2 separate regions of the Homo sapiens genome follow, and region 1 is linked to region 2. Evidence: chromatin loops called from intact Hi-C (ENCODE). Cell type or tissue: endothelial cell of umbilical vein. All regions are shown on one strand. Each heading gives the region's core, and the rest is flanking DNA. Links, peaks and the distances in the headings are about the cores only.

Region 1 (7,954 bases), core at 1,388-6,387, 200 kb before region 2:
GTGGAATTCCTGTCAGTCAAATGAGCATGGCAATTACTTGCTGTCTTACCCCCACCCCACCCCCATCATCCCCCAGGGAAGTGCCCAACTAAGGAACAACTGTGGTGAAGTCATCTAGAGAGGCTACGCTTCACTTCTGTGCAGTCTTTCTGGTGGTGGGGGCCAAGCAAACCTTCTCTCAGGGACAGAACTACCAGGAGTGACCATTTGGGGCAGATATATAGCATCCTCACCACTGAGCCCTGGGCAGTAAGTGGTGAGATGTGAGAAACCCTGCCACATTCCAGCCCATCCCACCCCTCCCTCCTTCCCCCCATGGAGCCTTCCTTTTGGAGTCACCAGAAGCCCCAACTGTCTGGTTTCAGTCAGCATGGTCCAGCTTCATCCCCGTGCCGAGGGGTGAGTTTGGAGCCTTTTACCAGGAGGTGATAGGTGATGTGATGTCTTCGAATCCCACATCCAAAGGCAACTAGAGATGCACAGACCAGGCTGGGATGAGGGGAGCAGCCTATGACAACAGGGCTACTCCCCAAGTTTTCACCTGGCTCACCTGAGAGATGTGTGAAAATGGGGGCACCAGGAGGGTAGTTCCCTTACATTTTCTTGGTTGACCTGAGAGGCCTGTGGAGCCTGATTCCCAAGGAGCAAGGTCTTTCCTGGCCTCCCACAAATGGCACCGCTGGATCTGCCCCATGATTCCTGCGGAAACCAGATGGAGGTTTGGCAGTGGTTTTCTCCATCTATGCAAACAAGCCCTGGCCCCTGGCGCAGTCTTATTAAACTCCCCAGGGGAGAGAGACCTGGGAGAGCATCTGGCGTCTCCAGACTCCTGCCCCTGTTGTGACTGCCACACCTTATGCCTGAAATTCCCTGCTACTTGTGTAGACCCTTTGTGAGGCCCTCTTTGTGCATTCTCTTCTTTCTAGGTCCCATTCCTGCGTGGGTCACTTTTGGACTTGTCTAAGTGTCATCGTAATTAGTCTTCTGAGTGAGGATATCGTATTGCAGTAATGACCCTGGGTTTTCCTCAGCAAAAACCCAACTAGGGTTTCTTCACCTCAACAGAAATGTATTGAGCATCTATTATATGTGCGGTTCAGTCTCGAGTGCTGGAGAAATGGAGAAAAGCCACCTGATTTTACTTCTATCTGTCAGGGTGGTGCTCATGGGATGCTTGTGGGGGGGCATGATGCTGTGACTTCAGTTTGCCTGATTCCCCAGATGGCTTCATTTAGAGGCTGGACCCTATGTGGGTCTTCGGAGTAGCCATGGTGTCCAGCAGTGCCAGCAGGAAGCAGACTCCTCAACAACTCTGCCCCGGCATTCAAGGACCTCCTGAGTTCAGACTCACCCAGCCTGGCCAACCTCAACTCCTATCAAATCCTAGGCCCCCTGCAACGCCTGGCAGCTCTCTCTCTTGAACACATCAAGCTCTTCCATCCTCTGGATTTTTGCAAGGCCTATTTCTGCAGTCTCTCCCCTGTCCTCACCTCCCCCTTCCTTACCTCTTAAGTGATTCATCCACCTTTCTGAGAGCTTTCCCAAAGGCCACCTTACAATAAATTATTTCTTCCTCTGTTGGATCCCTACTTTGTTGTTACACATCTATTCATTGAGCGCTCTGTGCCCGACACTGTGCTGGTTTCCTAAAACTCATCCAAGCCTCTTGCTTTCTGCCTGGAGTGAAGAGTAGTTCACGTTCTGATTCTCAGTGCCTCTAGGGCTGGAGCGGAATCTTAATGTCTGTGTCCTCGTCTCTCACCACCGCGTTTTGCACTTTGTCGAAAGGTGTCAGATGGTGAGATGGCTTCTAGACTGGGCTCTGCCCACTAATTAGCTGTGTGGCCTTGGGAGAATCATCCGGCCTCTCTTGCTGCCCTTCTTTCCGATGAAATAATGCTGACGATGATATTTCAGGGTTGTCCAGGGGTCAATGAGGCGGGATAGAGGGAAGCATCGTGAAATCTGGGAGCCCCAGGCCAGCGAAAAATGTGGAAGGGCCGTACCCGCACTCTCCTAGCACTGGGTGTGAGGCAGCGTCGTTTCCCCTTCGCGCTCTTCGAATGTCAAGTGCACCAGCTTCCAATCCCTCCTCTGGGCGGGCCCGGTCTGGCTAATCTCAGCTGCAGATTCCAGTACAAACTCAGGACTCTCCCCCGCCCAGCCGCCCCTACACAAGGACTCGCCGAACACACCTTGAATCCCGCGCCAGAGCGCAGCCCGGAACTGCAGCTCGCGGCGCGGGCCCAGGTCGGGGGTCGCGCGTCTCCAGTCGGTGACTCAAGGCCGCTCGGTCCGGGGGTGGGTGTGGGTCGGCAGGACCGACCAGGGCCGCGCGGGGGCAGCTGCCGGGCGTTCGGTCACCTAGCGGTGGGAGCCGAGGCTGGCTTTGGCCAGTCGCCATTCCGCCGCGGGCGTCTGTCTCGCCGGGTTCCCGGGCGCGGGAGGAAGGCCCGCGCCGCTTCCCACTCGGCGCGCTTCTCTCCCAGTGCGCAGTGGCCTGGTGGGTCAGCCGGCGGCGGCTGGAGCGCGGGGCCGGCCCTGCGCACGAATGAATGGGCGCCCGGGGGACGCGCGCGCTCGGGGCTGAAGGGCATTAGGACCGTGAGGATCGCTCCGCGATCCTGTCTCTCCCTATCACCCCCCCGCCCCCCCACCTCTCTCCTTTTTCTGCTCTGCAGGACTGAGCAGCTAGGCGCGAGCGAAAACAAACAGCTGGGGCTGCGAGCGCCCCCGCCCCGGCCCCGAGAGCACGCCGGCCCAGTCCCCCACCTGGGGCGCCCGTCTGCCCACCATGAGGAAGATCCGCGCCAATGCCATCGCCATCCTGACCGTAGCCTGGATCCTGGGCACTTTCTACTACTTATGGCAGGACAACCGAGCCCACGCAGCATCCTCCGGCGGCCGGGGCGCGCAGAGGGCAGGCAGGAGGTCGGAGCAGCTCCGCGAGGACCGCACCATCCCGCTCATTGTGAGTACGCCCCGAGCGTCGGCCGGCCGGCTAGGGAGCCGCGGCGCGCGTCCAGACCCTGCGCGGCGGCCGAGGGCGCGGGGCCCGGCCAGGGCTGAGTGCCCGCTGCGCCGGGCCGGCTTTGTATATGTTGGAGCATTCCTGCCCGTTGTTATGGCAACCTCTGCCGGGCGGCGGGGCTGGGGCGCACCGACTAAGGGAGGGTGACAGAGGGTGGGGGCTGGGAGAAAGTGCTGCAAGTTTGGTGGGCCCGGCGTGCGCGCGCGGCTGGGAACGTGGCGGCTCTCCCGGCTCTGCGCTGCCGGGGCCGGGAGTCTGGGGGCTGCGGGAGCCTCGTGTGCCCCGGAAGGCTGCCGGGCCCAGCGCGCGGCGAGCGGGCGGTGGGAACCACTCGCAGCCGAGCGCGTAGGTGGCAGTGCGCAGCCCCTCTCCAGCCTTCTGGGGGCAGAGGACATCGGGTGGGGGCGTGGGTAGGGGAAGGCTCTCTAGGCGCTGCGCCTGGCTTCGAACCCCCTTCTGAGCCGGGTCAACTTGAACCCGCTTCTTCGGCGCGGACACCCAGCTTCCCCGGAGTTCTCTGGGTTGAGGAGAGGTCTCGCACTGTACGCGTCTCTCACTCCCAACCTTAGGGTCCGCCACCACGGGTAGGTGGGCAGTGTCAGCGCCCGAACTTGGCGATACCCTTGCATGAAGTCAGCCTCGCGACATCTAAGCGGGCAGGGAAACAAAGGCAGTGTGGCACAGCGGGGGCGGCGGCGGGGCTGCGGGGGCCCTTGGCGCTCTGGGGACCCGGGCGGGGGCGTGCGGAGCCGCAGCCGCCCTGCAGGGGGCGATCCTGTCGCCGTCTCCGTCCGAGCCCCAGGTGACAGAGCTGTGCGTGGCCAGGCAGGGGCACCTGTTGAGGCGGGAGGCTTTGGCACCCGCCGAGAGTGCGCTCGAGCGGGCGCATTCTTCCAGACGGGGGCGGTTGGTGGACGAGAGCCTCGGACGACCCTCGGGAACTACCAGGGCGGGGCAGCCTGGCCGGATGAGGACCAGGAAGAGGAGAGCCGAGTGGGGCGGGGGTAAAGGAGTGAGGAAGCGTGGCGATTCCGACAAGGAAAGATCTGGGCCTGGGGGTGGAGGGGTGAGGAGATCCGCGGGGGAGGTGCAAGGTCCGGAGGGCTGAGGCTTGTGTGGAGCCGAATCCGAGAAACGCATCCAGACGCGGATCTGAACCCCAGGAATATCGGGAAGTTCATTGGAGAGTGTCCCCTCATATTCCCATCCTGCCCCAGATTCCGAGTCCCCTGCAAAGGAAACATTATTTCAGGGCTTTGCCTGAGGAGACCTGGGGCGGGGGGGTGAGGTTGTGGGTTTTGTCCTAGATACCAGTCTGGGTGAACTCTCTGGGGGCAAGCCTGATTAGGTGCACTGTTCCCTTCTGGGCTGTTCTCCCAGGACACTGTTTCCAAAGCACTTGTCGCCCTTTGGACAGAAAACTGATAAGGAAAAGCCTCCTGTGCTGAGGCCCCAGAGTGTTGTGATCTGAGCAGAGGGACAGGTTGGAGCTGGAACTGTCCAAACCAGCAGTGGCCTCCAGACCCCAGGGAGCTTCCTCTCCAGGAGCCCAGGCTGCCACATTCATACTCAGTGGCAGGAAGAGCCCTAGTCTCAGGCAAGGCAGGCTGGCCAGATGCTCTGTCCCTCTTTCTGGTGAGGCGATGAGAAGAGGGTCTGAGTTGGAAGGGGCGGAGAAAGAGGCTGGGCAGGGAGGAGAGGAGGGAAGAGAGCACAGGAGACTGCTGCTCAGAGCCTCTGCTTTGGAACCCGGAACCTGAACCCTGACCTGGCCCATGCACCTCTCTCCTGCTCCTTCCAGAGTCCTGTAAGATGCACTGGGAGGGCCGCTCACATTTCTCAAGAGTCCCAGAATGGTGTAGGGGACCTGCTGGAAGGATTCAGCACTCATTTTGAGGGGTGGGAATTGGAGGTCATGAGAATCACCAGTAAACATCCTCTTGTCCCTGCTTATTCCCACAGGGTTTGACTTGCTGCAGGTAAGAAAAGGTCTCAGAGCGGGAAGCTAAGTTTAAAGTATGAAGGAGTATCAGGGAGATACCTGGGAGCTGGGAAGTGAAGGTGCAGGAAGAAAGGGAGAATGGAAGTCCCTGGGAGTGGCAGAGCCTTCTGTGGCCACTTAGGGGCACAGCCAGCTCCCTCTTTGTTCTTAAGCTTTAGATGCCTGTTCCACCAGCACTGACCCCCCCGTCAGGCACCACTTTTGACAACTGCCTTGCATTGTTTCATTGTATTCCTCTCTTCCAGTTATTTCTTCCATGTGATTTGCAGCTGAATGTAAGTGATGCATGCGGGAACTGTGCTGGAAGCTCCTTGCATCCCCACATTGATGCACACAGCAAGATTTCTTTTTTTCTTTTTTTTTTTTTTGAGATGGAGTCTCACTCTGTCACCCAGGCTGGAGTGAGGTGGCATGATCTCGGCTCACTGTAACCTCCACCTCCCGGGTTCAAGCGATTCTCATGCCTCAGCCTCTCGAGCAGCTGGGATTACAGGCATGCGCCACCACTCTCAGCTAATTTTTGTATTTTTAGTAGAGATGGGGTTTCATCATGTTGCCCAGGCTGGTCTCAAACTCCTGACCTCATGTGATCCATTCACCTCAGCCTCCTAAAGTGCACAGCAAGGCTTCTTAAAGGAGTGAAATAGGATTCTCACCCATTTCTGGGGGCAGTCAATGCTTCACATCCCCCTAATATTATTGTATTATATTCATATCTCCTTAATATTTTATTATCAACTGTAACCTCTAAGTAAGGAGGTGGCTCTAAGTAAGGAGGTGGGGGATGTACGTTCAAGCTTCTGCAGGCATTGAATGCTTTGTTCAACTTAAAAGGGGCAGGTGCAGCTGAGGATTTACTTTCTCCCTGCAATTTGTGGTAACCGCTTATTCAGAAACATTTCTCTGTCTAGTTGGGCCAGGATGCTGCATGTGGATTTTCAGATTCTTAGAGAATGATGTGGCTAGCCCTGCTGTCAGAGGCTGGCAAATTCAGACAGGCGTCATCATTGCTCCCTTGGGGAATCAGAGAGCTGAGCTGGGAAAGGGAGGGTCTGCAGAAGCGCCTGGACCTGGAGGCAGCTCTGCTTTCACAATGTCTGGACTATTTGAAGCCAGCCAAGTTGCTTCTGGACCTTGGAGATGCCTGTTTGGCATTACAGGGTGTCGGCATGGCAACCGTATGGCCAGATTTCTCAAGAAGGTCCTGATTTTTAATATTCTGTCCTGCTGTCGGCCCAAGTGTCACCAATTTTGATGTGAAAAATTTGGCTATGGAATCTGTAAAGCTAAAGGGAGATACTGATTCCATCCCTATATGGCTGCTTACGATGCGGCAAGGTTTGTGATTTTTCCATGCTGTACCCGATGCAGCGAGGCAGTAGATTTGGGGACATCCCCTTGAATCTACACTGATGCACGCTGGGACAGGACAGCAGCCAAACTGGGAGGCAGGGCTGACACAGCCGGCCTTGAGTCTTCAGTCCTCACAGTTGGCGAGAACATTTGTGGTTGTTTTGGTTTGGGACTTAGGTTTTCCATATGCCAGTTCACTAACAGGCATGGGTGGGAGGCTAAGGTGTTATATGGAATTTCACTTTACATTTTTTAAAAAGACTACTCATTTTCGGTATAGGTGCACTCATTTGTGTCAACAGTCTCCTATTTAGAACTGTGAAAGATTTAGGCAAGAATTTCTTAAACCGGAGTTTCTTAGCCTGAAATTGGGATACTACTGAATGACCATGGACACAATACTTAACATCTCTGGACCTTGGTTATTTTGTCGGCTGAAATTGAGTTAAATGATTTGCAAGGTTTGTTGATCCTGAGATAAGCAGATGATAGCTCCATTTCTAGATGTAAATACATGGCTTTAAGGGGGAGTTCTCCTGAAAGGTGTTGTGAAGTTTCTGCTTATGGAGGAACATGCTCCTGTCAGTGGAAGGTCCCACAGGAACCCTTGAGGCCTCGCAGGAAGCCCCCACTTACCTAGCAGAAGGGGATGCAAATGATGGCTTTTCTGGTAGTGTTCTCAGAGAGCGGATGCTTTAATAAGATCTAAAATAATTTATATTTTATTTATAATGTGTGCATTTTGGAACTGTGGGAATATGATTTGCCTAAATATAATAACAGAAAGTGATTTTGTATTTAATTGGTTTAGGTACCACACTTGAGAAAGAGAGTGAGGAGGAAGAAGCACAAACACCCACAATTCCCTTTGTCAAAATGTTCAGATTTTTTTCTTTTCTTTCTTTTCTTTTTTTATTTTCTCTTTTCTTTTTCTTTCTTTTTTTTTTTGGACACAGGGTCTCACTCTGTCACCCAGGCTGGAGTGCAGTGGCACAGTCATGATTCACTGCAACCTTCACCTCCTGGGCTCAAGCGATTCCCCTGCCTCAGCATCCTGAATAGCTAGGACTACAAGTGTGTGCCACCACACCTGGTTGATTTTTATATATTTTTGTAGAGACAGGGTCTTTCCATGTTGTCCAGGTTGGTCTCAAACTTCTGGACTCAAGGGGATCCTCCCACCTTGGCCTCCCAAAGTGCTGGGATTACAGGCGTGAGCCACTGCGCCCAGCCAAAAATGTTCAGATATAAAGGGCCTGATTTCCTGTCAATGGGGTCTGTTCCTGGGCCATTTCGAGACCTGCCTCTGGGACATGGGGTCAGCCCAGAGGGAACTAAGACTGGGGGTGGGGAGGAGGGCTGGCAGCCCGAGAGTTACCTTCCTGGAAGGCCAGAGGTCCAAGGGCACGGGACTAGCTTTAGGGTGCTGCTCATGCTTCTGCAGGTCTTTTATTTCTGTGCTGTAACAGCAATTTACCCCCGAGCTGCTCCGAGATCTTTGGGAGCATGGCTTTCTTCCATGGTGGCTGTGTTTGTCCTTGCTGCAGGCAGAGGAAACCCTTGGCTCT
Region 2 (7,954 bases), core at 1,415-6,414:
ATTTGACAGATATCTAATAAGTCAAATCTGTCCATATTTAATGTGAGGTAGACACCTGAAGCGTGAGTAACAAGCCACATAGCCGCTTTGAGAAGAGCAGCAGCTGGGCAGAGATTGCTGTCAAGAGTTTAAAAAACTGACATTGATTACTGAAGTGATAGAGTAATCTTTTAAAGGGAACAACATACTGCTCACTGAAAGAAGAGAAGGCTTTTCAGGTAAATGGAAAGGGTTTTTATAACACACTGTTAGCAACTAAGATCAACAAACCCTTCCTTAACGGGAACTTAGCCATTCTTGGTCTCATTTTTCACGTTCCTCCTCTTCTCCCAGCTCTCACGTCCCCAGATAGTAACTGTACAGTTCTTTCTATTGAATACTTTGTACTGAACATAGCTTCAGACCTGAGGTAACATGTGCTCTTCTGACTCCAAGCTGGACCTTCCCATGCCTTATAATCCTGTCTGTAGCTCTGAGCAACAACCCTCCGCATTTTACCCAGATGTCAACTGGCAGGCAACTGGAGGAAAATCTTAGAAGCAAACTGACTCAGGGCTAGTTGATGGGAACTGCTTTCCCCAACACCCTCTCTAAAGGTCATTGATTCTTCTGAGCATCAGTCAATTCAGTATTTGGCAGTAAAACCCATATTAATAGGAACATGTGAAAAATGAGATAAAGAATGGCTAAGTTCCTGTTAAGCAAGGGTTTGTTGATCTTAGATGCTAAGAGTGTGTTATAAAAACCCTTTCCATTTACCTGAAGAGCCTTCTCTTCTTTCAGTGAGCAGTATGTTGTTCCCTTTAACAGATTACTCTATCACTTCAGTAATCAGTGTCAGTTTTTTAACCTTTTGACAGGAAGGTGCTGATAATTCTGGAGACATGGAGTTACTTGCTGCATCTATGGGATGTCCTTTTCTTAAAATTTTAATTAGTTGTCTTAGTCCATAGGTCTACTTTTTTAACAGAAAAGGTTGAAATTAGTTTTATAAAGATTAGCTTATGAGATATACATATATATACACACACACACACACACACACATTTTTTTTTTCCTTTGAGATGGAATCTTGCCTGTCACCCAGGCTGGAGTACAATGGCGCAATCTTGGCTCACTGCAACCTCTGCCTCCCAGGTTCAGACGATTCTCCTGCCCCAGCTTCCGGAGTAGCTGGGATTACAGGCGCCCGCCACCATGCCCGGCTAATTTTTGTATTTTTAGTAGAGACAGGGTTTCACCATGTTGGCCAGGCTGGTCTCGAACTCCTGACCTCGTGATCCGCCCACCTTGGCCTCCCAAAGTGCTGGGATTACAGGCATGAGCCACCACGCCCGGCTGCTTAAGAGATATTTCTAGGCTCTATGAGGTCAACTACTGCATCTTGATTACCACTGTATCTCAAGCACCTGGCCCAGAGCCTGGTGCATAGATGATGCTTGTTAAATATTAGTAGAATAAATAAATTTATGTCTGAAATTTAATATCTGCAATAATATATTGTTGATTCTATCTCAAGAATAATACAAGCCAAACCTGTTGAACCAGCACTTAAAGTTCGTTTTAAAAAGCAATTGTGAACCAGGAGCAGTGGCGCATACCTGTAGTCCCAGCTACTTGGGAAGCTGAGACAGGAGGATTGCTTGAGCCCAGGAGTTCCAGGCTGTAGTGTGTTATGATTGTGCCTGTGAATAGCCACTCAACTCCAGCCTGGGCAACATAGCGAGACCTCATCTCTAAAGACAGATACAGTCAATGAATGGATGGACAGAATGATGGAACTGTGGTGAATATAGTTTAATAATAGTGTGTGGTACATATCAAAATTGCTAAGAGTAAATTTCAGATGTTCTCACCACAAAATATGATAAATATTTGAGATGACAGATGTTAGTTTTATTTAATTAGTCCACATTTTATTCATGAATCATAATGTCACTTTATACCCTATAAATATATATAATTATAAATTGTTGATTTACAATAAATTTTTTAAAAAATCAATTGCGTACATCACTGATATTCTTAAACCCTTATTTGGAAGCTTCCCATGAATAACTTAAAGTTGCTGTGTTCTCTAGATGTCCCCAGTGTCCTAGACAGCACCAGTTAAGAACAGTGAGTGTTTTTTAACTGGGACTTCTTCCTGACCCTGAATTTTACTTGACTTAGTTTTTCCTCTTTCTCTCTTCTAATTCACAGAGCAGTAAAGAAGCCCTTTCAGAGGTGAACGCCACGGGAGTGGCCATGCTTTTCTCTGCCGGGACATTTCTTTATGTTGCCACAGTACATGTCCTCCCTGAGGTGGGCGGAATAGGGCACAGCCACAAGCCCGATGCCACGGGAGGGAGAGGCCTCAGCCGCCTGGAAGTGGCAGCCCTGGTTCTGGGTTGCCTCATCCCTCTCATCCTGTCAGTAGGACACCAGCATTAAATGTTCAAGGTCCAGCCTTGGTCCAGGGCCGTTTGCCATCCAGTGAGAACAGCCGGCACGTGACAGCTACTCACTTCCTCAGTCTCTTGTCTCACCTTGCGCATCTCTACATGTATTCCTAGAGTCCAGAGGGGAGGTGAGGTTAAAACCTGAGTAATGGAAAAGCTTTTAGAGTAGAAACACATTTACGTTGCAGTTAGCTATAGACATCCCATTGTGTTATCTTTTAAAAGGCCCTTGACATTTTGCGTTTTAATATTTCTCTTAACCCTATTCTCAGGGAAGATGGAATTTAGTTTTAAGGAAAAGAGGAGAACTTCATACTCACAATGAAATAGTGATTATGAAAATACAGTGTTCTGTAATTAAGCTATGTCTCTTTCTTCTTAGTTTAGAGGCTCTGCTACTTTATCCATTGATTTTTAACATGGTTCCCACCATGTAAGACTGGTGCTTTAGCATCTATGCCACATGCGTTGATGGAAGGTCATAGCACCCACTCACTTAGATGCTAAAGGTGATTCTAGTTAATCTGGGATTAGGGTCAGGAAAATGATAGCAAGACACATTGAAAGCTCTCTTTATACTCAAAAGAGATATCCATTGAAAAGGGATGTCTAGAGGGATTTAAACAGCTCCTTTGGCACGTGCCTCTCTGAATCCAGCCTGCCATTCCATCAAATGGAGCAGGAGAGGTGGGAGGAGCTTCTAAAGAGGTGACTGGTATTTTGTAGCATTCCTTGTCAAGTTCTCCTTTGCAGAATACCTGTCTCCACATTCCTAGAGAGGAGCCAAGTTCTAGTAGTTTCAGTTCTAGGCTTTCCTTCAAGAACAGTCAGATCACAAAGTGTCTTTGGAAATTAAGGGATATTAAATTTTAAGTGATTTTTGGATGGTTATTGATATCTTTGTAGTAGCTTTTTTTAAAAGACTACCAAAATGTATGGTTGTCCTTTTTTTTTGTTTTTTTTTTTTTTAATTATTTCTCTTAGCAGATCAGCAATCCCTCTAGGGACCTAAATACTAGGTCAGCTTTGGCGACACTGTGTCTTCTCACATAACCACCTGTAGCAAGATGGATCATAAATGAGAAGTGTTTGCCTATTGATTTAAAGCTTATTGGAATCATGTCTCTTGTCTCTTCGTCTTTTCTTTGCTTTTCTTCTAACTTTTCCCTCTAGCCTCTCCTCGCCACAATTTGCTGCTTACTGCTGGTGTTAATATTTGTGTGGGATGAATTCTTATCAGGACAACCACTTCTCGAACTGTAATAATGAAGATAATAATATCTTTATTCTTTATCCCCCTTCAAAGAAATTACCTTTGTGTCAAATGCCGCTTTGTTGAGCCCTTAAAATACCACCTCCTCATGTGTAAATTGACACAATCACTAATCTGGTAATTTAAACAATTGAGATAGCAAAAGTGTTTAACAGACTAGGATAATTTTTTTTTCATATTTGCCAAAATTTTTGTAAACCCTGTCTTGTCAAATAAGTGTATAATATTGTATTATTAATTTATTTTTACTTTCTATACCATTTCAAAACACATTACACTAAGGGGGAACCAAGACTAGTTTCTTCAGGGCAGTGGACGTAGTAGTTTGTAAAAACGTTTTCTATGACGCATAAGCTAGCATGCCTATGATTTATTTCCTTCATGAATTTGTCACTGGATCAGCAGCTGTGGAAATAAAGCTTGTGAGCCCTCTGCTGGCCACAGTGAGGAAAGTAGCACAAATAGGATACAGTTGTATGTAGTCATTGGCAACAATTGCATACAATTTTACTACCAAGAGAAGGTATAGTATGGAAAGTCCAAATGACTTCCTTGATTGGATGTTAACAGCTGACTGGTGTGAGACTTGAGGTTTCATCTAGTCCTTCAAAACTATATGGTTGCCTAGATTCTCTCTGGAAACTGACTTTGTCAAATAAATAGCAGATTGTAGTGTCTGGTTTGGTTTGGACAGTAGTGCTTTCTATCATATTGTTGTGTGCAATGGTAATTTGTTCTACTGGCCAAAGCCTCTTTCAGCAGTGCCTTGCCATCATGCTTAAAAGTTTGGCTAGTATATCTTGCTGGATGGAGCCTTGAACTCCGGCAAGGATTGAACCATCTGACTTCCAAATTTGCCTTCCCCTCTGGACCTCACTATTAACAAGCAAACCTTTCAGGGCCCTCTTAGCTCTCAGAAGCTATGTATGGGCTTTCCCAGATTTTAAAGCTGCTGCCTCGAGAACTACTCATTTCTCTCCTGGTCAGCAGACAGAAATAGCCATACTAATCTCATAGGGCTCAAATGCATCTTCAGGCAGCAGGGAACCAAGCAGCGTGGCACAGGCCTTCTTGACTGGAGGAAGAGCTTGCTGGCATGGTGGGCAGTATTCCAGGAGAGGCCATGTCCGTGTTCACTTCTTGGCACATTTCAGTTCCGTTTTCCTCTTGTTTAAAACTGCCTCTTTAGATGTGGATGCCTTAATGCTGTAACACATTTGAAAACATTGGCAATACTTAAGTTGCTGCCATGATTACAGATGGAATTATTGGCTACCAAAGAGACGCAATTGATGATGAGAAGCATGATTCTTGCTTCCATATAACCAAAGTTAATCTTAATTGCAATTTGACTCCGTTTCCTTGGTAGGGATAGACTTTCTTCAGATTCCAAGTGCTCTCTTAAATGGCAAATTAAGTTAAAGAATACTACTGCTCCATTCCCCTCACTTATTCTCCAGTTAATTGCTTGTCAGTTCCATTTCAAGAAAGCAGTGATGTTCCAGGTTTGATTCAGTTTTCCTGTGCACACTATTGCCAAATTTTTTTTTAGCAAAGATTCTGCACTGGAACGTAGACAGTTGGAAACAGTACTACCTACCTAGAGGTTATGTGTTTTCTCTTTCTCCCCGCTTTCACCTCTTTCTTTCCCAATTCAAAACAGCCAAGTGAGCCCTGTTCTGGTATTTTGAATCATTAGAGAAAAGAAAGGGAGTGGCTGTTTTGAGTTGTCCTTTCTTTGCAGAAAGGAGAAAATGTGATTGTGTTTTTTTTTTACCAGCCTACTTCTAAGTGTCACTGCCTGGTTTTTCTCTTTTTCAAGGATTAGAACTAAGAGGACACACCAGCATCGGAGTGTATTAAGCCCCTGAAACACATGGTAGCTAGGGACTGAACACAGGAACCGTATGACAGCAGCACAAACCCCCAAAGGATGTTCCTGCCTTGTGGGCCCCTGAGCCCCTTGGGAGACTGAGAATCATGACCAGATTCATCCAGAACTGCTGCAGTGTTAAGTGAAAATCCTCTGTAGTTGTTCTGCAGAGGAACCTTCCTTCCATTAGAAAATTTCTGCTCAATACAGAATGGTCCACATCACCCAAAGTGCACTGTTGGAGATGCTGTGAAATTAAAACCTCTTTGTACCTGAGACATCTAGATTCACCTCAGGAGGCCTGAAGGAAATGTGTAACTTGTGGGAAAGAACTAGACAACCATTTAGGAATTCTCTAGATATACTCAGCCTAACCCAGTGGCTTAACACAAGGAGATTGGCTTTGATCTTTTTTTCTTGTGGCATCTTCCAGCAAGTTAGAAGTCTCATGGGATAAGACTGCAGTTCCCCTGGTTCAATAGCTGGAACAGTGATTTTAAATGTCCCTTTTTCTGGATCCCTTGTAAACATGAAATCATTCCATGGATGGCTGCCTTATAATTTTGTCTCTTTCCACTTTAATTGTGAATGGTTAAAAAAATGCTGTTTTCTGATATTAAATTTTTATTAGTGCATACCTTAATCTGAGTGGCTCATTACTTATCCTTTTGGCAGTTTGTTTGATGACCAGAATTGACCTGTATTTGAACATCAGAAAAGAGAATGAAAAGTTGTGATGGATGGTAGAAAGATGTACCTACCACAGGCACATCCTTTAGGGAAGGGAGGGAGAAAGGAGAGAGGGGAAATTAAGGACTTGATAGACCAATCTGCCCTGAAAGACACAAATGCATTGATAATTGTTTTTGCCTTGCTGTTGTTAGCAAATATTATTTACGAAGGTAGCTCTCTCTACTCTCAGAAAAGAGAAAGAGGCAACAGATCCAAACCACAGTGGATTCATTTCATAGGGCAGAGTTGTTATATGAGTAGATAGATGCTATGAACAACTGACCCTGGAAATTAAAGAGATTTGATTAGAAACGTGACGTGTGAATTTGATAAATGTTTTTCTCCCTCTGTGGACTTATGGTTAGTCATTAGATTTCATTAAATACTACTGGCCCACTTTGTGCTGGTTTTCTATATGTATAGTTACATGTATAGCTAGTTACAAAGATTGTGCTCAGGGCAGGCATGGTGGCTCACGCTTGTAATCCCAGCACTTTGGGAGGCCGAAGTGGGTAGATCACCTGAGGTCAGGAGTTCGAGACCACCCTGGCCAACATGGTGAAACCCCGTCTCTACTCAAAATAGAAAAATTAGCCAGGTGTGGTAGGGGGGTACCTGTAAATCCCAGCTACTCGGGAGGCTTCCCTGAGATCAAAACACACACACACCTGGGCTTAGCCAAAATAGCCACCAATCCTTTTCTGTTTGGTGTCATTTTTATTTTATTTTTTCCTGCTCACATGATCTGTTTTTTGTTTGTTTGTTTTTTGAGACAGAGTCTTGCTCTGTAGCCCAGGCTGGAGTGCAGTGGTGTGATCTCAGCTCACTGCAAGCTCCACCTCCCAGGTTCACGCCATTCTTCTGCCTCAGCCTCCCGAGTAGCTGGGACTACAGGTGCCCACCACCACGCCCAGCTAATTTTTTGTATTTTTAGTAGAGACGGGGTTTCATTGTGTTAGCCAGGATGATCTTGATCTCCTGACCTCATGATCCGCCCTCCTCAGCCTCCCAAAGTGCTGGGATTACAGGCGAGAGCCACCACGCCCGGCCTGATCTGTTTTTTAATCTAGGTGCTGGTTACAGGGTTATAGCAGGTGAAAAAGCAGTACACATGATTTGTGCTTTTTACCTTATGTCATAGCTCAATAAAAAGTCTTTAAAAGTCAGTGTCACCAGGTGTGATGGTTCATGTCTGTAATCTCAGCCACTTTGAGTGGCTGAGGTGGGAGGATTGCTTGAGCCCAGGAGTTTGAGACCAGCTTGGGCAACACAGTGAGACCCCCATCTCTACAAAAAATTAAAAAAAAAAAATTAGCTGGGGCCAGGCACGGTGGCTCACGCCTGTAATCCCAGCACTTTGGGAGGCCGAGGTGGGTGGGTCGCGAGGTCAGGAGATTGAGACCATCCTGGCTAATATGGTGAAACCCCGTCTCTACTAAAAATACAAAAAATTAGCTGGGCGTGGTGGCGGGCGCCTGTAGTCCCAGCTGCTCGGGAGACTGAGGCAGGAGAATGTCGCGAACCCGGGAGGCAGAGTTTGCAGTGAACCGAGATCACGCCGCTGCACTCCAGCCTGGGTGACAGAGCGAGACTCTGTCTCAAAAAAAAAAAAAAAAAAAAAAGCTGGATATAGTG

The links. Peaks named below come from ENCODE experiments on the same cell type or tissue, not always from the same donor. Only the 100,000 strongest peaks of a DNase experiment are listed, where the experiment ranks them.
Region 1: a loop joins it to region 2, with 4 times the contacts of the local background. A loop is called at or near these places in 12 of 110 quality-filtered maps.

Annotation. Positions count from the first base shown.
Region 1 is chr14:69,257,497-69,265,450 of GRCh38, forward strand. GALNT16 (polypeptide N-acetylgalactosaminyltransferase 16) reads left to right here and starts at 2,662. Exons shown (of 15, transcript NM_001168368.2): 1 at 2,662-2,971. The coding sequence starts at 2,795. GALNT16-AS1 (GALNT16 and EXD2 antisense RNA 1) reads right to left here and starts at 3,031. Exons shown (of 4, transcript NR_184249.1): 1 at 2,794-3,031. RefSeq lists a silencer at 3,708-3,767. In endothelial cell of umbilical vein, for the core only: CTCF peaks have their summits at 2,332 and 3,815 (motif pointing right); no DNase peak of the experiment used is centred there; H3K4me3 peaks cover 1,786 bases; H3K27me3 peaks cover 2,509 bases.
Region 2 is chr14:69,456,161-69,464,114 of GRCh38, forward strand. It overlaps SLC39A9 (solute carrier family 39 member 9), which reads left to right. Exons shown (of 7, transcript NM_018375.5): 7 at 2,203-6,230. The coding sequence ends at 2,433. Among named protein-coding and RNA genes, the nearest start is that of PLEKHD1, 25 kb to the right of the region's middle. RefSeq lists a silencer at 4,128-4,177. In endothelial cell of umbilical vein, for the core only: a CTCF peak has its summit at 4,161 (motif pointing left); a DNase peak (open chromatin) is centred at 4,111; H3K27ac peaks cover 401 bases.